Linked DNA regions of Mus musculus: all the other regions are linked to region 4. A link is a loop called in an ENCODE intact Hi-C map of the cell type or tissue named here. Cell type or tissue: heart. All regions are shown on one strand. Region 1 has its middle 33 kb from the start of Gm33413. Region 2 overlaps Nfatc2 (nuclear factor of activated T cells, cytoplasmic, calcineurin dependent 2). Region 3 has its middle 19 kb from the start of Mocs3. Region 4 has its middle 12 kb from the start of Mir7004. Region 5 overlaps Nfatc2 (nuclear factor of activated T cells, cytoplasmic, calcineurin dependent 2).

The links. A loop is a pair of places that touch in the nucleus more often than their neighbours do. Peaks named below come from ENCODE experiments on the same cell type or tissue, not always from the same donor. Only the 100,000 strongest peaks of a DNase experiment are listed, where the experiment ranks them.
Region 1: it touches region 4 in a loop (6-fold over the local background); 39 of 42 quality-filtered maps call a loop at or near these places.
Region 2: a loop joins it to region 4, with 2.7 times the contacts of the local background. A loop is called at or near these places in 3 of 42 quality-filtered maps.
Region 3: a loop joins it to region 4, with 5 times the contacts of the local background. A loop is called at or near these places in 34 of 42 quality-filtered maps.
Region 5: it touches region 4 in a loop (2.1-fold over the local background); 3 of 42 quality-filtered maps call a loop at or near these places.

What each region holds. Positions count from the first base shown.
Region 1 is chr2:168,470,923-168,474,922 of GRCm38, reverse strand. No RefSeq gene overlaps it. Among named protein-coding and RNA genes, the nearest start is that of Gm33413, 33 kb to the right of the region's middle. In heart, a CTCF peak has its summit at 1,916 (motif pointing left); a DNase peak (open chromatin) is centred at 1,792; H3K4me3 peaks cover 650 bases; H3K27ac peaks cover 270 bases; H3K27me3 peaks cover 3,571 bases.
Region 2 is chr2:168,516,744-168,520,743 of GRCm38, reverse strand. The region is part of intron 6 of Nfatc2 (nuclear factor of activated T cells, cytoplasmic, calcineurin dependent 2); the gene reads left to right. Among named protein-coding and RNA genes, the nearest start is that of Nfatc2, 72 kb to the left of the region's middle. In heart, no CTCF peak of the experiment used is centred here; DNase peaks (open chromatin) are centred at 1,023, 2,233 and 2,833.
Region 3 is chr2:168,247,959-168,251,958 of GRCm38, reverse strand. No RefSeq gene overlaps it. Among named protein-coding and RNA genes, the nearest start is that of Mocs3, 19 kb to the right of the region's middle. In heart, CTCF peaks have their summits at 1,517 (motif pointing left) and 2,863 (motif pointing left); a DNase peak (open chromatin) is centred at 1,478; H3K27me3 peaks cover 1,986 bases.
Region 4 is chr2:168,626,705-168,630,704 of GRCm38, reverse strand. No RefSeq gene overlaps it. Among named protein-coding and RNA genes, the nearest start is that of Mir7004, 12 kb to the left of the region's middle. In heart, no CTCF peak of the experiment used is centred here; DNase peaks (open chromatin) are centred at 1,694 and 2,064; H3K27me3 peaks cover 2,814 bases.
Region 5 is chr2:168,523,575-168,527,574 of GRCm38, reverse strand. All of the region lies in intron 5 of Nfatc2 (nuclear factor of activated T cells, cytoplasmic, calcineurin dependent 2), which reads left to right. Among named protein-coding and RNA genes, the nearest start is that of Nfatc2, 65 kb to the left of the region's middle. In heart, no CTCF peak of the experiment used is centred here; DNase peaks (open chromatin) are centred at 594, 1,964 and 2,484; H3K4me3 peaks cover 1,646 bases; H3K27ac peaks cover 1,698 bases; H3K27me3 peaks cover 294 bases.

The DNA of each region.
Region 1 (4,000 bases), 160 kb after region 4:
GCAGCAGCAGCGTTACAGCAGGGGAGGCATGACTCTGGGTTGGTAGCAAGTGGGGGCTTCAGAAGGCTTCAGAGAGAAAGTAGGACAGACACCGGCGCAGCCTCTTTGGGGTCATAGACCAGAAGGAAGCACAGAACCAGGTTGACTCTCAAACAGCAAGAAGGCGGAACCACAAGAGTCATTAGTAATTGAAAGTGAAGGCCACAGCCAGGAGGAGGCAGAGGGGACTGGCTTGTAACCCTCATGACATTCTGTGGTACAAACATCAGGTTTGGACTAAACTTTTCCCTAGACCGCCTCTCTGAGCCCACCTGCCCCAACTTCCTGGTAGCACCCAGAAGTGAGGTTGTGTGTACACAGCCCAACCTAGAGGTACAGCCAAGGAGACTGCCCCAGCCCAGCTGCTTTAAGAATTCCTTTTTCCTGCAGATTCTATACTCAGAAAGTGCACAGTGCCATCATGGCCATCAAACGTACTGCAGGGACTATACTGTACTTAGCCAGATTTTGAGGAGGGACAGTAAACCACAACCTCTAGGACAAATTTGCCAAGGTCCCTCAAGCGCCCCACCAGGAGCAGTGTAGACCCACAAGATTCTATCTCAGGGCCTTTGTGCCTAGTGACACAAGGCCACATAGGCCAGGCTTCCCAGGACCATTTTTGAACAGGGCAGTTCAGACTCCTTTAGAAGATTCCAGATGTGGACACATCTGCATGACTTCACTGTGCCAGCCACAGGGCATTTCTAGTTAACATGCCTGAGATTCCCCAGTTCCTGGTCTCCACCCCTCCCTTCTCCACCAGCTTGCAGCAACACCATCCAAACAGTTGCTTAAGGGACAATATTGCGGTCACCCTGAGCTCTCACAGCCCCATTTCCTACAAATCAGCGAGTTCTGTGGCTCTGTCTCTAAGGTGTCTGTCGCCTCCTCCCACGGTACCCAGAGACCTCCCCTCATCTGCCTGGATGACATGGTAGTTCTCAAGTTTCCCGGTTATTTCCCACCCATCTTGCCCACAGCAGAGCCAGACCAAGTCTCAAGATACCTCGCATCCCCTTCTGCCTATAGGCAAAGCACCTCATGGGCCTTAGCATTTAGATCCGGACCCCAGGTAGCATCCTCAGCCATCCTCCCTCCTCCCCATCTCCACTCACACAGCTTGCCTCCCTTGTTCTCAGACCACATCTCCCAGTTCTGGTTCTCCTTTCTTAGTACCGGAAGTGCCCACTTCCGAACTCCGGAAGTGCTCCTGGCTCTTCCTCCCCAGTGGCAAGGTACCCCGTGAGGCGCCCTACATGCTGAGCCAGTGCTGGTATTAGATGTCAGCTTGCTTATTGACTGTTTCATCTTGTGGGTCCCAGGAGAGGAGGGTAGTGCTTGCCTGGGCTCGGGGCTACCTCTCCACGCCCAGCACACAGTAGGACATCAGTACATGGAGGATAGGGGGTTGAATAAACAGACATCATAAACAGCTTTGACATGCACAAGAGACAGACAGCCACAAAAAAAAATTAATCACTTCCTAATATCTAACCCATTTTTCAAAACCAAACAATGATCTCAAGAGAGGCCTTCCTGGTGCCCCATGGGGCTTGGTGTGTTCATTTCTGGTTACACAGCGGTTGTTTTCTGGCAAGCGCCAACTCCCTTCACTGCAGAAAGCAATAACGACATGACTCCCTCTGGTCCGCGAGCTGCCAGGCCAGCATCTGCTCCCGGCAGCCTGCAGTCACCTGCGGCCCTCCTGCCTGTAAAGCACTCTCTGCTGTAGCTCGATGGCTCCTATGGGGCAGGTAAAGGAAGGGCGGGCAGCCAGCGGCTGTTTACTAGACAAATGTGAAACTGGAACTTCCCCAGGGGGTGCGATTGATCAGGTGAGAAAGGCAGCGGATGTGGGGGCTCCACAGCGCCCACTGCAGGCCGCACGGCAACACCGCAGCCTGGCCCTCAAACCTCAGGGCTCCCAGAAACCCAGGCTCGCAGTTACCAGTTACCCTTCACATACTACCAGTGGTCCCCAGGGCCTCTGAGTACCAAAGGGTATTCTGCCCAACCCTGGCCCTTCCTGAGGCCCACCCTGCTGAAACTAAGTTGGGATCCTAAACACCATGGCTTCCCATCTCCCGGCTCGTGGTCTCACCCCAGCTTTTTGCTTTTTATGCTTCTCATGGGCTGTCAAGTCCTCCCTCCCCGTCTTTCAGGAGTCCCCGAGACCCTGCTGTCTACATTTTTCCTTCCTAAAATGCTTTTTGCCTTCTACAACCCATGGTAATAAGACCCCACATTCCCCTCTGAGACCCAGCAGCTCCCGAGCCCACGCCACCCCAATCCCCACCTGACTCTACAGGTTCTGGAAACATTTGTAGACAATGCAGTGCTTAAAGTGTCAAAAACTTACAGTCGCAGCTCTGGGGACCAGAAGTCCAAAGTGGGGTTTGTGGAGATGCTCAGCAGGTCCCTCCAGAGAGGACCCCCCCTCCTGCCTCTTAGGAAATAAGACAGCTGCCCTTGGGACAGGGCTCCCAGGAAACTCCATATTCTAAGCCAGCAATGTGCCTCACCAGCTGGTCTCCATGAACTTCCTTTGGCTGATAATCTATGATCACACAGGGCACACCTGGGCAGCCCAAGCACCCTCCCCAAATCACCTGTGATCAGTGTTCACACCATCTCTTGCTGTGGAAGATCCATGGGTTTCGGGAACTATGGGGACCTCTTTGGGGAGGTCTCTGTCAGCTCAGAAGTGACCCCGAGGCTCCTGGGGCTGGTGTGTGTGGGGGTGTGTGTGTGTGTGTGGGGGGGTTGTCTTCCATTCCTTTCCGGACTGCAGGTTGTGATCCCCACCTGAGAGAAAGGAGCTTCAGTTGGGGAAGTGCCTCCTTGAGATCCACCTGTGGGGCATTTTTTCAATTAGTTATCAAGGCAGGAGGACCCCTTGTGGGTGGTGCCATCCCTGGGCTGGTAGTCTTGGGTTCTATAAGAGAGCAAGCTGAGCAAGCCAGGGGAAGCAAGCCAGTAAGAAACACCCCTCCATGGCCTCTGCATCAGCTCCTGCTTCCTGCCCTGCTTGAGTTCCAGTCCTGACTTCCTTGGTGATGAACGGCAGTGTGGAAGTGTAAGCTGAATAAACCCTTTCCTCCCCAACTTGTTTCTTGGTCATGATGTTTGTGCAGGGATAGAAACCCTGACTAAGACATCTCCCCTTCACAACCTCACTCTTCCTCCACCCTCTCCTGATCACCACGTGCGTTTGCATCTTCTAAGGAACATGGCAGCAATCTGCCTGATGAGCTACCTCCTGCAGCCCTCCCAGTGAGTGGCTCCCTCTTCCCCACCCTCTCACCTTCTCAGAGGACAAGCAAGCAACTCCTGCTGTCTAAGGCAGTGTATTTGTAACCCGCTAACTTGTTGCCTTTGAGCAAAGTACCACCTGCTGCCACACCCACACACTCCAACGCCCCTCCTCTTACTCTGGCTAGTCTGTTCTTTTTGGGCTATCATCGGCTCATCACTCAGGCCAACCTCAAAATCACTGTGTAGCTAAGGGTGACTCTGAACTCCTGACCCTCTTGCTTTCAGTTCAGGGATTACAGACATGCAGGACCACAACTGTTTATGCAGTCTAGGGATCAAACTCGTGGGGGTAAGGGGACTTCATGCATTTGAGGGGAACACTGATCAGCTAAGCCCCCCCCCCGGAGCTTCCATTGTTGCACAATTAATATTTGATTGGGTTGGCTGTCTCACAAACACACACACAGATGCTGAAGAAAACAAGTTTGTGGCTCGATTGTCTTTGGAATGGGCTCAAAGCAGCTCCCTGGCTTCTCAGACTGCTTAAGATGTTGGTATCCATAGAGGAGAGGCAGGGAGAGGCGAGAAGGGTAGTGGGGGAAGGGAGAAAGAGCAAAATGTACCTAAGGGCATGTGTGGAAAATGTCACAATGAAACTCATTGCTTTATAGGATTACCATTAAAAAACAAACAAACAAGCAAA
Region 2 (4,000 bases), 110 kb after region 4:
GCCCAGGAGTGGGGGAAAAAAAGCCACCTGCCTATAAGAAGCAAACAGGCAGCCTGAGCGCACTCATTTATCACTGTTCTTGATTATGGATGTTAGACGACCGACTACCTCAAGCTTCTGACACTTCACGGAATGATGGACTCTGACCCACAATGGGAAGCTGAATAAAGCCTTTCTTTCCTTTTGTTACCATTGCATTCCTCCATGGAAGAACAAAGAGAGTTCACCCAGAAAGCCAGTGGTCAAGAGCAATAACTACTCTGCTCTGTTCGCAGCATTTGCTTTGGTTAGACAGTCCAATAGGCCTCCAGATGAGCTATTTTCCCCCCAAGTTCTAGAGCTGAGACTCTAAGCGCAGAGAAGTTAGACAACTTACTGAAGGTCACACAGCTGGTACATGGTAGGGATAAGACTCGAGTCCAGGCAGTCTGGCTTCAGGCTCTATGAAAGCCCAGACCAGGGTTGGCTTGCTCTAAGGTCCTTCCCCTTCCTCAAAGCATAGACTTGAACCTCGTTGTAGTAGTGGAGAACCCTGTGTTCTGCTGAATTGTTGGTTATGGTGTCTGTTTTACCGGAGGGAGTGTCTTTCACTTCAGCTCCAGGATCTCAGGGACCAGGGAGGCTTCTAAGGCTCCCCAAGTATCCCCTGCCCCCCAAGAAGTGGGGTTCTCTGAGATGGGCATGTGGCTGCTCTCAGCCCTGATGGGGAACGTTGCTGTTTGCAAAGCACAGAGTCTGCTCTTTTGACCCTGAGGGTTTACCTCCTGCAGGGGGATCCTTGTAGCTGAAGTTGGTTTTTCCAAAACCCGTCCTGTGTCTATCTCCATGGACACTTGGCCAGGAGGCGCTGCATGGAGGGTGGGGTGGCCAAAGTTTTCCAAGACAGGGGAATCCCAGCTGCTGTTCCCATTAGGAAAGGTGACAGCTTCAGGCTAATCTTAGCCCCAGAGTTTGGTCATCGGCACCGGGAGGGAGCCTCAGCAGGCTTTTTATAGCTGTCCACTGAAACGGGCTTGGCACTGTCCTCCCCATCAGGAGGACCAGCTGAGAAGGTGGAAAAACAGCAAGGCGGGGGGCTGCAGGGTGCCTGAGTTAGGAGAACCCCGTGTTTTGGAAAGTGCGGTTCTATTTATAGCAGCATTTATAATAAGGATTATTGTGAGTTTCGGTCCCATTTTTAATTCTTTGTAGGACCTGCAGGGACCTGTGAGACTCGGCCTTTGCCCATCTCTCTGATCTCAGCTGACCGTCTCTCCCCCTGGCTTTCCCGGCTGCAGAGAAACCCTCCTGGCTCTGTCTTCAGATGCTCCGTGCTCCTTCCTGCCCCAGGATCTTCGCTTGTGCTGCTGGCTCTGTAACATTCTGCCCTTGTTCCCTCGCATACTGTGTCTCCTCTTACTGGGAAGCCATTCTCCCTGAGTGGTGTTCGTGTTCAAAGGCTCATGGCTCAACTGTCCAGCCCAATGTCACTTTTTGCCTGTCCCTTTTCCACGCTTTATTCTCCAGGTGACACTCAGTGTTTCACCTGTCTGTCTGCTCTCTCTTGGGTCCTCTGGTTCCCATACTAGACTGTCGGTTCCTTGGGAGCAGGGATACACTGTTTGCTGCTGCACTCACAATTATAGAATTATCTCTGTGCGTACTAAGTGTGCATGTGTCATGCTGAAGGAAAGCGGTGTTCCCCCCTTTATTGCCTCTCCCACCATGAGAAGCGGCTGTATTATCCCCATTTTACAGATAAGTTGAGGTTCAAAGCTATCAAGCCAGAGACCCTGGGTTAGCCCCTCCAACTGGGGAAAGATCTGGAACCCCAGCATGTCATTTTCCTGATCTCTGGAGTGATTTCTCTTGTCATGTCAAAGAGAAGTCAAGAGGATAGTTCTGTTCCTGTGTGTTCTACAAAATAAAAGATGCATAGCCTTCAAGGGAAGGTCAGGCTGGGAGGCCAGGCTGTTCCTGCCCTCGCTGGGAACCCTGGCCCCTGGCCCCTGGCCCTGAGCAGAGTCGGGGGTCCCAGCAAAACATTGCAAAACAGGAAAAAATCTAAGGACACAAAAACACAAGCCGTGTGGTTGAGGAGACAGGGTTGCCATGGCTCCAGGCGACTCTCGAGGCTGGCGTGATCCAGTGTTTTGGAAGGTTCCTCCATGTGACACAGGGTTTTGGAATTCTTCAGCTGGTAAGTCCTTCTTAATTCAGGCCCCTAGCCCTGGCCAAGCCACTCCCGGGCTCTCGGTGTCCCGCGGGGGCGTAGACTGGACACAGGCCCACATCAAATTACTCAGCTCTACAACTAAAAGTTTTTGAAGCGGGTTTCTTGTTTTGTTGGATGGTTTTCTTGGCTCGGTCTGATGGCAGAGGCTCCCATCACCTGTCGGGAAGGCAAATTGATTTTTTTTTTTCAAGAGGAGGCGTGGGTGGTGGAATTCCCTTTTAACCGATGAGTCACCGAGGGCAGCCGTGACTCACTTTATTATTCCCAGGTTCCCAAAGGCTATATCGCTTTTGGGCTTTGTTTAATAAATAGAATCATGTATGCGCTTAAAATACATTTTGAAACATTTTTGCTCAGCAAGTATTCTTCCATGAGTGCCCGTGATGAGGGAACCTGAGGTACCTTTCTAACGCCCCCTCCTGCACCTGCTTCTCTGTCATCTGGGGTGTGGCTTCCTGGGGTCTGGAGGTGGGGGGTGGACTTCTCTGAACAGTATTGACCCCAGGCTGAATGGCATGACTAAGATTCAGGGGACCTTTGCCCTCTGTGACTCACTGGAGGCCGGTGCCATACCCTCTCTCAACTGCCTCCAAAGACAGAGGCCAGACAGCCATTCTGAAACCCCGCTGGAGACAGAAAACACACTATTTTCAGATAGCTGCATGTGTACCCCAGCCTCTTCGCACAGGTCAGTCTCCTGAGGTTCTCAAGCCATCGCTTCTCCCACCTCCACCGTACTCCCAGGCCACTTTCTCGGAGGTAGTACGTCCTCGCAGCTCATCCTCAGTCCCTGTGGAATTCTGGGAAATTCCTGGCCACGCAGGAAGAAGTTTCCTGGTTAACCTGAGTTGGAGTGTTTGCATCCGTAGGAATAGGCAGAGCCAGGCATGGTGGTGCCTGCCGCTCACCCCAGCGCTTGGGAAGAGGGAACTGGGATGTGGCTGAGCTGGTAGAGGCCTAGCACACATGAAGCCCTGGGTTCTATCCCCAGCATTGGCTAATCGCTAACCTGGGCAGCGTACTGGATGCCAAACTGTAATGCCTGCCCTTACTTAGAAGATGGAGGTAGTAAGATCAGAAGATCAAGGTCACCCTTAGCTACAAAGCAAGCTCTAGGCCCCCTTGCGCTCCATAATAATGCCCTGTCCAAAACCATCAAAAATGGAAAACACATAATAAAAAAAGGGGAAAAAAAGACCTGGTGCCAACAGCCCTAGTGAGCCAGCTGCCCTGCAGCCCTGTAGGGCAGTAGCTTTGGAAGGCCCATCAAAATCCCCAATCGGTCCTCTGATGTATACCTGGGGACTCAGTTTCCCCAACTCTAAAATGAGGGCAATGGTGTCTTAACATACACAGATCAGGACTTGCATGTATAGGCACACAGTGGGTGCTCTGGAGTTCTGACCTCTCCACATGGAGTCTACAAGGCAGGGCCCGTTGCTTGCTTGGCTACTAGAAGTGACCCTCCTGGCACAGCGGACCTCTTTCTCATGGAGATCCTTCAGACTTCTGGTGTTCTGGCCCAGCAGAGCTGGAGTGATGGCAGCTCCCTTCCCTCTCTACGGATGGGGGTGCTGAGTCACACAGCAGTCCACAGACTTCCTTGAGGTGACAGAACTTAGCAGTGAAGGGCAGGGCCCCAAACCCCAGTTTCCTGGTTCCCAGGGCTCCTGGTGCCTGCAGCCTGCAGTTGTCTATAGACAATGTGACGCTCGATGTGATGCTCGGTTCTGAGGACAGAGGCTGCAGAAGGGGTCAGGGGGAGGCAGAGCTCACAGAGCCTCT
Region 3 (4,000 bases), 380 kb after region 4:
GAGGTGGGTCGCATCCAAATGCCTGCGGGTCCCTTTATGGTCAAGTCGGTACACAGGGCCAGTCTTCTCACTATGTAAGTCAGCATCCCACACTCAGACCAAACACCTCAGAGGACAAGCTTGGAGGAGGGACGGTCTCTCTCTGCTCATGATTTCAGAAGTTTTCATCCATACTATGTGGCCCGTAGCTTTAAGCCTGTTGCAAAGCCATGGCTAGAATTGGGGGGTGAGGGAGATGGGGAGCAGGACTGCTCACTTCAAGGTAAGAGGACAGGGGAGAGTGGGGAGAAAGCAAAGGAGAGAGAGTAGAGACAGTCAGGGAGAGATTTCTGCCTGTGGTAGCACATGCCTAGATTGCCAGCACCCATGATCTGAGGCAGGAGAATTACTGAGAGTTCGAGCCCAGCCTGGGCTACCTAATGAGCTCCTGGCCAGTCTGAGATCTGTCCAAAACAAAAACAAAATTGAGTGTCTGCCAGCAACAGCTACAGGTACAACTGAGTCTCCCCAGCTGTCCCTGGGCTCAGTCAGTATTGCTGTCACTGCCTGCTGTCTTGGCTGCTGCAGCTTCTAGGGGACCTGATCCTCCCTAGAGTAGAAAATTAACCCCCTCTCCTACCACTGCCTCTTCCCAAAGTAGGGAAGTGCATGGCACCCAGAGAGAGCCCCTGCTGCTTTGCCCCATCTATAAGACTTCCTCTCTCCTTCACCTCCCTATGCCTGCCCTGGTTTTATATAAACCCAGGAAGAGGGAGGGGTTTGCATGTGAACATACCATGGGCTTCTGTGCTGCAAATTTTATGTCAACTTGCCACAGGCTAGAGTCATCTGAGGGTAGGATACCTCAATTAAGAGCGGTTAAGAGCACTGACTGCTCTTCCAGAGGTCCTGAGTTCAATTCCCAGCAACCCCATGGTGGCTGACAAACATCTGTAATGGGGTCTGATGCCCTTTTCTGGTGTGTCTGAAGAGAGCAATGGTGTATTCATATACATGAAATAAATAAATCCTATTTTTTAAAAATGCCTCCATATGATAGGACTGTAGGTAATCCTGTAGTGCATTTTCTTAATTAGTGATTGATGGGGGTGGGCCCCACCCATTGTGGGTGGTGCCTTCTCCATTGGTGGTCCTAGGTTCTATAAGAAAGCAGTCTGAGCAAGCCATGATGAACAGGCCAGTAAGCAGCACCCCTCCGCGGCCTTTCCATCAGACTCCTGCCTCCAGGTTCCTGCCCTGTTTGAATTCTTGCCCTGACTTCCTTCAATGATGGACTGCTATGTGTAAACCAAATGAACCCTTTCCGCTCCAATTTGTTTCTTGGTCATGGTGTTTCATTCGTAGCAGCAATGAAAACACAAATTAAGACGTCTTCCTTGATCCGTAACTGATCTGCATGTTCCCCCTCCTCCCTCTCCAGTGCTCCGTATCCTAATGGACCTGGACAGCCAATGGGTCTGAAGCGCACCTGTGGAGCCAGTGCATTAAGGGCTTTCCTTGTCCTCTACTGCCACCTGCTGGTAGTTTTCAGAGTTACAACATGGGACAGGTCAGGCTGCTTGTAAATAGCCAGATTCCATACACCGCTTTAAAAGTAGTAGGAGCTGTTTTATTGCTTGTTTCTGTTTTTAAGAGAGCATCTCGTGTAGTCCAGTTGGGCCCAAAACTCACTACATAAGGGAGGCAGAGGCAGGCGGACTTCTGAGTTCGAGGCCAGCCTGGTCTACAAAGTGAGTTCCAGGACAGCCAGGGCTATACAGAGAAACCCTGTCTCGAAAAACCAAAAAAAAAAAAAAAAAAAAAACACCTTGGACTTCCGATCTTCCTGCCTCTACCTCCCTTGTGTGCACCGCACCCAACTCTTGGCAGCTCTTTGTTTTTGTGCCCTGCTGGAGGCTGGGGAAAGTCTGGCCACCACTCACAAGCATACCACTTCCTCAGTTGGCTTTCTTTCTAACAGGCTGGGCCCACTTCCATTTAGAAGTCCGCCCCAAACTAGGGCCTGTGCGAGCTTTACCCAGCTCTGAGAGACCTGAGACATCTCTTCCATGATCACCTCTGGAAGCTGATTTTCACCTCCTTACAAAAGACACTACCAACCTGCCCGCCCTGCCCCTCCTAACCCCATTGTCTTTCCCCTTACTTGCTCTTTCCTACCTGTTACCACAGCAGAACGTGAGCCCCCACCCTCTCTGCACCTACTGACCGTCACTCTCCCACTTGAGGGTAGGGTTTATCAAGTGTCCCTTTCTAGCCAAGTATGACTGTACAGGCCTACAATCCTAGCATGGGACAAGTAGAAGATGAGGATTTTAAGTCTGTTTTCAGCTACAAATCAAATTCAAGGCCAACCTGGGCTACACACAGAAGACCCAGTCTCAAAAAACAAACAAACAAACAAAACAAAACAAAAACAAAAACAGGGGCCTGGAGACATGGTGCAGGAGTTATGATCGCCAGTTGCTCTTTCAAAGGACCTGGGTTCGGTTCCCAGTACCCACGTGGTGGCTCACAACCATCTGTAACTCTAGTTCCAGAAGACCCAGTACTTTCTTCTGGTCTCTGCTGGCACTGGGTACAAACATGGTACACAGATATACATGCAAGCAAAACACTCATGCCCATAAAGTAAAATAAATAAGAAATAAATAAAACATATCTTTGAGCTTGAATATAGGTTGTACAGTTCAATGGTAGAGCACATGCCTAACACATAGTAGGGCCTAGGTTAAATTTCTCCCTCCAAGTGCTGGGATTAAGGGTGGAAAGTGTGTTGTTTTATTTTTTTTTTTTTAAAGAGACATAAACAGTATTTGAGGGGACCTAATGACAAAAATTTCCTAGTGACCCAGCACCCCCTGCTGGTGGGTGAAGCACAGCCAAGACTCCACTTTCCATGCCGCCAACCTAACCACAACCACTGCCTGTCAATCACAAGGCCTAGGACCCCTCCTTCCTCTAAAAACAAGGACAAGCCACTTTCGCTGGGCATGGTGGTGCACTTCTTTAATCACAGCACCCTAGAGGCAGAGGCAGATGGAGCTCTGGGTTTCTGGCCAGCATAGACTAACTGGCAAGTTCTAGGCCAGCTAGGGCTTATATAATGAGACCCTGCCTCAAAAAAAAAAAAAAAAAAAAAAAAAAAAAGTCTCAATGAAACCCATTGTTTGGCATACTAGCCAAAAAGCAATCTTTAATTTAAAGGACCAGCTGGAACCAGCTGAAAGTCAGAGCATCAGGCCAAGATGAGCAGGGTGGGCCACTGGGCACAAGTCGATGCTTGAGAAGTGATGGGGTATACCCTGGGCATGTTGGCATGAGATGAAGACACAGTAAGCAGATCCCTGCCAGCTCTCCACCTGATACCCTGATTCTGGACACTCCTACACTTCCGGTCACAGCTGCTGCCTGCCTGGTTCCCTCAGAAACCACCTCAATAAATGAGAAAGGAGATACAAAGTCCCTTAGACGGCCCAATGCCACCCTGAACCTGCCAATCTTCTTGGGCAGGAATTGTCCCCTTGGCAGCCACCTCAGACATGTGTCTCTCACATTTCCCAGTCCCGTGCCATGCCTGGGGGTGGCTTAGTGGTTCTGACGCCTAAAGAAAGCATTTGCCACCATCCCCTCTGCTCCTGGCGACAGCAGGCTTCATTTCTGCAGTCTTAAGATGACAAGAGAGGCTGGTGCCAAGGGATGTAAAAGCTGCTGTCACCCGCTGCTGTCACCCTCGGGTGCCAGCTTTCCTTGACAGTGAATGAAGTGACTGGCAGTGGCAGGTGGAGACCCTCAGACCTAGTGACCCAAGCAAGAGCCTGGGGAGACCCCGTGCATAAAAGTGGCAATCACCAGGAGAATTGGGGAGTATGGAAACCCCAAGGACAACAATTGTGCTCCCAGAGACTGGGGATAAAAAAAATGGGAGTAAATTGAAACCCAATTTGGGGGCTTGAAGCAGCTGGAACTCTGCTCCCATGATGTCTTTTGTCTGTGTGTCTCA
Region 4 (4,000 bases):
CAGGTTCCTCAGTGCAGGCGGGGCTGTGTCAGTGACTGCTGTGTTTGTGGGTGAGGTGGGCATGTGGTACTTAGACTAGCGGCAGTGAGATTGGGGTCCACAGGCTCACTCACCCGGGAACCTCATTCCTTCCTTGGTGGGCTGCCGTGTGTGTGGGTGAGCTAGGTGCTCACCGGGACATGACTTTCTGATCAGAGTAGAGACACGTGGGCACAGCACGTTTTCATTTATTTAGCAGGAATGTCCAGATGCTTCGAATTCTTGGTTCTGTGGTGACACCTGTGATTGGCTTAGTTTCTGGGCGATCCCTCTCTTTGTTTACCAGCGTGGTCTGTTACTGCTGGCCAATAAAGCTGTGTTCTCTCTGCCTTTGGGGGTCCCTTTAATGTATGATGGGTGGTGAAACACAAGGGAGGTCCGACCATGCTTCTGTTGTGTGCCTCTCTCAGGGCAAAACAAGCATGAATAACTTCCCAGTTAAAGGTTGTTTGGGGTGCTAGGGACACAGCTGCTGTGAAAGTTTGAGGACCTGAGTTCAGATCCCAGGAGCCCACGTAAAAGCCAGATAGTTGTACACATCCATAGATCCATAGCCGAGCTGGGGATGGGGTGGGGGCGGGGAGGGAGGGAGGGGGAGACACACACACACACACACACACACACACACAGAGAGAGAGAGAGAGAGAGAGAGAGAGAGAGAGAGAGAGAGAGAGATCACTGGGACTCACTGGCCATCCAGTCTGAATCAGCTCCAGGTTCAGTGAGAGACCTTGTCTCAAAAATAAAGTGAAAACAGGGAGGGAGGCCGTCGACATGAGCTCCTGGCCTGCACCCACAGGTGTGCACACAGGTGCACACACAGGTGCACACATACACACGCACCTGCACATGCTCAAATGCTTCCTTGCTTTATTTATTTATTTGCTTATTTAGGACAGGGTTTCTCTTTATAGCCCTGGCTGGCCTTGAACTCACAGAAACCCATCCTCTTCTGCCTCCCTGGTGCTAGGATCAAAGGCATGTGCCACCATGCTCCGTGCACATCCATTCTTACCCTACACCATGATTCACTGTGTGACATGTCAGATTTCAAACCTGATGGATAAAAATGAAAAAAAAGCCCGAAGCGTCACGTTTGAACAGGCGACACGAAAGGTTTTCTGTTTCTCTTTGTTTTCAGTCAGAGGATGGAAGCATCAGGAACACACTTCTGTCTTTGTACACGGGAGGTTTAAAAACAAAGAATTTGGTATCTCCTTAGCGTATCGAGCCTTAAGTCAGAGGAGACTGTGTCCCTGGGAGATGTGTGACATTGTCAGAAGCTATCTTCCAGTGACTCAGTAGTTTCTGGCTCCCAGTGGGCAGAGGTCTGGGTGCACAGGGAACCCCATACTAAGATGTGACCACCAATGACAAAGAACTTGCACAGCCTAATGAGCCCATGCCCGTTTGCCACCTGTATAACCCTGTAAAATGGCCTGTGTGTGGAAGCACGTTCTAATATCCAGCTGGCCAGTCTAGTCAGCAGTGTGGTCCCAGGAAGGACTTTCTTCATCGTGTGTCAGATAAAAAATGGTGACTTAGCTGTTGGCACCAGCAGCAATGCCCTGGGCAAAGTGGTCCCATGCACCTCAGGTGGGAAGTTCAGGGCCCCCTTGCCAGGAGATATATTGTCCTGGCCGCCCCTGCACATCTCAGCCACCAGGGGGCACACGAGGACTGAAAGTCATGGGTGCCCTGCTTAGAGCTGCCCAAGTTTCCTTCAGGCCTCCAGAGTTTATTTCGTGGCCCAAGGCAGTGTTAAAGACAGACATTTCTTTTCGTGTTGATATATAGACTATTTTGCTGTGCTTAATAATGTTTTAAAAAAATCCATGGCCGGGAAGCAGAGGGGAGGGTACGGGCGATGAATATTAATTTGGTATTAACTATTTGCATTTTTGAGCCACCGGCATCTGGCAGCCATGCCAACTCCCTGTTGGGGTGATTTGGTTTAGAGACACAATGTTCCGATACCCTGAGCACTTCAGCTGTTTTTGTTATGAAACTTTGCAGGGTGACAGGCGGCCTGGTGGTGTTTGTGAGGTGACCTGGGAGTGATGGATTGGTTCACCTCAAAATAGAACTGTCGGGCTCCAGGCTTTCCAGAAGTCGGAATACAGTAACAGGATTCATTCAGGCCTTGCTAATTTCCGACTTTAAATGGGTTACATAACCTAGCGGGCCCCGCCTTCGTGCCTCTCCAAACTACCCTAGAAGCCATGGGGAATCTATCATTAAAAGACAGAAATAACCCTGTTGGGCTCTGGGAAAAAGTTGAGTTGGTTATTTTTCCCCCCTTCCCTGATACCTCCTCTTACTTCCCCGCCTTTTTTTTTTTTTTCACCCAAACATTGCATAATTTTTTTTTTTCCAAATCTTTCCATGGGATTTGGTTTCATCCCCATGTGGCTGCGGTTGGAGGGGCAGCTTCAGCACTTTGGGGGGCTGGTGAATTTTTGGAGGATCACGAAGTACCAGATCGGGTTTCCTCCAAAGCCCAGCGCTGGGGTTTCTCCCCGCCCTGCCCCCCTCTTTTATGAGTGACCTGTTCCATACATCTTTACCGACTGTTGCCTGCTGGCCTGGATGCCAGGGCAGAGCTCCACCCTCTCTTACACGGTGAGGTTTGAGTCTGAAACAGACTCCCCTAGAAGCCAGGGTAACTGAGTCACCATGAAGTCACCCACGACCTGGGCTTGGGCACAAGCCAGGTCCCTTTCTTTGCGTGTGGCTATGGGCTCTGTCTGTCCATATGGAGAACTTGACGTTCTGAGTTCAGAGGAGAATGAAGAGAGAGAGATTAGATTGTCTCTGTTGGGCCATCAACCTGGGGGGTCTTTCCTTTGAGAAAGACTGGGAAGTCCAGCATAAAGAAAGTGGAGGAGGGGCGGAGGGTGGATAGATTATGCTGAAGTTTGGGTACTATTTTTTTCTACCCTGTGGAGACAGAGTACCTACTGTGTGTGAGGAAACACTAATCCTGTTCTTGGAGGAATGACACCATTTCTCTCTCTCTTCTCTCTCTCTCTCTCTCTCTCTCTCTCTCTGTGTGTGTGTGTGTGTGTGTGTGTGTGTGTGTGTGTGTGTGTGTGGCATGCAGTCCACCAACAGATACAATTCCAGTACCTGGTGGAGATGAGGTTGATAAAGAAGACAGATCTAGGGGAACTGTAATGGATGGGAGGTGATGAGGGGCAGAGAGAGGCTGGAAATCAGCTACCTGGACCTGGAAAGAAGGGAAGAGTGTTCCAGCAGTGATGTGTAAAGGCCCTGGGGTAGGAAGCACGAGGCATGTTGGAAAGGCTCACGGGAGGAGAGCTGAGATGTAGAACTTGGCCTCCAGGCCGAGGAGGTCTATAGCGTTAGACATAGCGTTCTGCACTTGAGCTGTGTCCTGTTCTTCTTCCCTCCTTGTCCCACCTCTACCCCTAACCAGGGGGCCTCACATGAGACCCTCTGCAGGCTGTCCTGCCCAGACCAGGTGTTGCATGTCAGCCCAGTTGACTATGAAATGGAGAGTTTGGATGAGACATGTGCTTGCTTTCTAGGCATACATGAAAGAGCCTTGCTCGGCCTAGATGGCTGGCGGCTGAGGTGGCTTCTTTCTCAAGTTCTGATGCAGAGCTGATCAGCCTCTTGGAACTAAACATGGCATATAGGAAGAACATGCAGAGGAAACCCCCACCGAGTGTGTCCCTGTCCCTAGTGTGCTCCTTTGGGTCAAGTTTCGAAGGCAAAGCCTTGTGCAGTCAGAACTGCGGCGCCCAGGCCGCATTCAGATTACCCACCCCCCTCCCCTGAAGAAAGAAGAGCCGGCTTCGGGAAGAATGCAGCAAGTGTCCTAAAGACGGGCAAGAATGTGTCCTCGTTTGTCCTTATATATGAAACAGATTTGTAGAGAGGCAAATCGGAGCCGCTAATGACACCCAGAGCCCTGCGGATTCCAACGGGGCTGGGC
Region 5 (4,000 bases), 100 kb after region 4:
AAACTATGGGACCCTGAGACAATTTATGAGGTGCCAGAAACCGGGCAGGAGCAGCATCGAGAGGCTTGGGGCCACCTGGAAGCTTAAGTCGGAGCCTGGGTCTGGTGTGTCGCCAAGCTGGAGCCCACTCCAAAGGATGGATTTGAACCCAGGCAGGGTTTGCTTGGAGAACTGTAGATAGGAAGGTTTGGACGGCCTGGAATCTTTGAGTAGCTGATGGGAGCTTTGGGGACTTATGGGAGCTGTGGGAGAAAGCCCAGGAAAGCCAGGGACTTCCTGAGAGCCCTCTGAGGGCCTACATGCTGCCCCAATTAGCAGTAGCAGCTGGTAGAAGTTGCATCAGGCAGAACTGTGGGTCCCGGGAGGGGGGGATGCGGGCGGGGGGGGTTGCTCTAGCTGCCACTCACCTCTGTTCAGTTCCTCTCTCCGAGGCTAATTGGATCGCTTTGCTTCGCTAAGGGGTTCTCCAAGGACTGGGGTGCTGTCTAGGAGGATTTTTCCCTGCCTCAGGTGGCCTCTGCCATGTGGAACTGAGCCCTGAACCGTGTGTGATAAGCCACACGGGAGGAAGGGTAGAGTGTCCACCTCTGGCCTCTGCCTACAGCACGCAGATACAGGGGCCCCAGGGAGTGGCCGGGTTTCTCTGGACTATTACTAAGCAGTGCCTCAGCCTGATGCCACTGCAGATTCTGAGACGCAGCAAACCTGCCTTCTGGCTCGGGAGCCACTGACAAACCTCAGAGGCCGTTGGTAGACCAGGCAGGCCACATTGGTGTAATAGGAAGCGGCACCCTGAGCCTGTGTTGAGCTCAGCCCTGAACATTCCTGCATGCTGAGCATGCATTGGGCATTGTTTCCCACCCCCTACAGGGACTCACTGTGCCAAATAGTGGACGGTAGTGCACACTACAGCTCACTGAGAGGTTATCATTTACTGCCACAGGCTACACGTTTTCGAGCACACTAAATTTGCCTTTTTGTGCCTGATTCCTTTTATATAGAATGAGATTGTCAAGGTGTCAGCACTTTGCTCCTTTTTCCTGGCTCAATAATATTCCGAATGGACATACCACCCTTTGTACACTCATGTATCCGCCCTGGACATTTTGATTGAGATGAGGTAGTTTGCCAGCTGTGTTCTAACCATGTCTACTGTGAACATATGGTCTGTATAAAGCTTACCTGGGTAGCAGGCACTGTTACCATGGCACAGAGGAGACTCTCAGATGCAGGACTCCTGTCCACCACAGCAATGATGCCAAATATTATGCTGACTGTGGCCATCCGGGACCATTAGGATTGTTTACTAAATAATGGCAGCTGGGGTCCTACCGTCAGATCCTTTAAGTCAAAATCTCTACAACTGTTACTCTTAGCTAGGAGTGACCTTGTGTTCCTCCTTCTCCAGGAGACTGCAGCCCTGTCTGTGTGCATTTTGAGACGTCGCAGCTGGTAGGCAGAGTACTGCTGGCATCCAGTGGGAAGACAGGAGAGATTTGGGGTGCCCTGGAATACTAAAGTAGCACGTGACATGACCCCAAAGTAAAGAACGGTTCAGCCCTGAGGCAGGAGACATGGATGGAGGCTGAGAGTCTACATCTTAGAAGTCCAATGGGGTGTCGGGCTGGGGCTGGGGAGGAGCCAGACACTGGTGAGATCCCATTCAGAAGGCTTGGCCACACCTCGTGTGTGACACAGAGGCTTCTAGGAAGCTGGCTTGCTCTCCTTACACTTTTATTAAAGACTCCATCCCCTTTGGGGAAGAAAGGTAACAGGCAGTTGTACCCAGGTTGCTGGGAGAGGAGGCTGCCCCAGATCCATGCATTCGGTGCATTTGCGCAGTGCTTTGTGATTCACAGCAGGCTCCCACCCCTCAGAGAGCTAGCCGGGCCTGGCCCCGCCCTGCCGCCCCACCCCCACCCCCGGCTGGCTACAAGCCCTTGGCTGGTCTCCCCAGTAGCCATGACTCAGGTTTTCCACCTGTAAAATGGGAGGGGTGGCATCTCCAGCGCCAGCAGCCCCTAGCCCTCCACCCCGGCTTCATCAAAGGCGATTCTGAAAAGCCGGGTCTGTAGCTGCTGTTTTCACTGCTAGTAAAATTGCCTTAGCAGTGGTTCAATTAGAAAGCCAAGGGGCTCCCACGCTGAAAAGACAGGCTTAATGATGTGCTCATGTGGGAGGAATTAGCAGTTTTATCCCTGGCCCCTCTGCGCATCCTGGAGCCCACAGGTGGTGGGATGTGCTGTTGGCTCTGAGCAGACAACATCAGGACCGTGGGGCTGGGCAACCCACTGTGGAAGCCTAAGGAGTCCCTAAGTGCACCTGCTGACCAGCCCTGGGGACAGAGGAAGAGGGTGATGTCTGTCCGACATGGAAGGAAAGGGTTAAGTTTGGGCCTCACGCGGCCGCTGCGCTGCTCAGGCTCCCGGCTGGCTCCCAGCTCCCGGATGGGGAGGTCCAGGGGCCCTGGCATGGAAAGACCTGGCCCTCTGCCCAGCCCTCAGCTCTTAGAAGAGCCAGGAGCTCAAGCTGACTCACCAGGAAGGCGGGGCTGAGGAGGGAGGGAGGAGCCTAAGGGGAGTGGGAGGGGCCTGGCTGCCGCTAGCCTTCCTCTGTGGCTGTTGACCCACCTGCTTCTATTCGTTGTCTTCTGCCGCCTGACTTCCACATAGGGCTGAGGGGGTGACTCTGGGTGCTGGGGCCTGCTTCCGAGGGTTCCCATTTCAACAAGTCGGGGACCTGTAGATCGGCTGTTCTTGAAAGTATTGAGTCCCGCCCAGCTTTCATTCATTGTGGATAAAGACAGCAGAGATAAGAAAGCCCAGTCTTGCCACACTCGGCCACTTCTAGGACCTCTCTCCTGGGGTTGAGGATAGCTCGTCTGCCTAGCTTGTCTCAAAGTGAGCCTTTCTCCAGAGAAGGGCTAAGCAGGAGGGAAGATGGGAGAAAGTGGGGTGGGGGCACCCAGGGAACCTCCCAAAGGAGGCCAGGTTAAATAGGACCTTGGGTGGTGAGGGAGGGGCCACTCACATAGGGTGGAGGGCAGAGCCTAGGGTTACTCAGAAGCTCAAAGGTAGTAGTTTGCCTAAGAGGTAGCAAGGCCTAGTGCTTGGGGGTACAGTGCTTACCCAGCCTGCCTGAGGACCTAGGTTCCACCCTCAGGCAGATATACAATGGGTACACACACACACTATCTATCTATCTATCTATCTATCTATCTATCTATCTATCTATCTGAGAGGAGAAGACAGGGAGAGAGAGAATATTTAGACGTTCTAGAAATTAGCAGGAACATAGTGAGAATGAAGTCGTGGGGAGTATACAGCTTATGGTCAGAATCACCCACAGACTTGTGCTAGGTGTGCCCTTAGCTCACGTGGGGCTGTGAGAGTCTGGGTTGAAGAGTGTAAGAAGAAGCAATGTGACAGTGGAGACCTTCATGAGGGGGTCAACTCGTCCCTGCACAAAGGAGAATGAAGACCCAGTCCGTCCTGTTTCTGCTCCTCCTGGATTCTTTTTTTTTTCCTGACAAATGATTTATTAATGAAGTTTATTAACTCTTAATTTCCTGCAGAGAAACTTCCATATGTACAAATCAGCATCAAGTCTCCAGCAAGACCTTTGCTTACAGGACTACGCCCTCAGCTCCACAGAACAAGCACTGGTCCTGGTCACCAAGGAAAAACAAGTCTTGAAAAAAACAAAAACCCCAACGCTCTTGAACCTGGCTTCTTTATACCACCCGAGGAAAATCCTTTTATTCTACATTCTCTTTCCTCTTGGCCAGCTTCTAAAATGGCACTGGGGAAAAAGATGAAAAAAACCGTTGCTTATAGGGACGATGTTTCCAAAGAGAAACTGGAAATTAGTCTCTTCTTAAATAGAAAATAGTTTTAGCCTAAAAGATACTAGCATTAAGTAACATAAGAAAAACTTCAACTTCCAAAATTCAAAATGTAGACAATGCAAGCCTAACAAGGGTTGAGAGTGAGAAGCACAC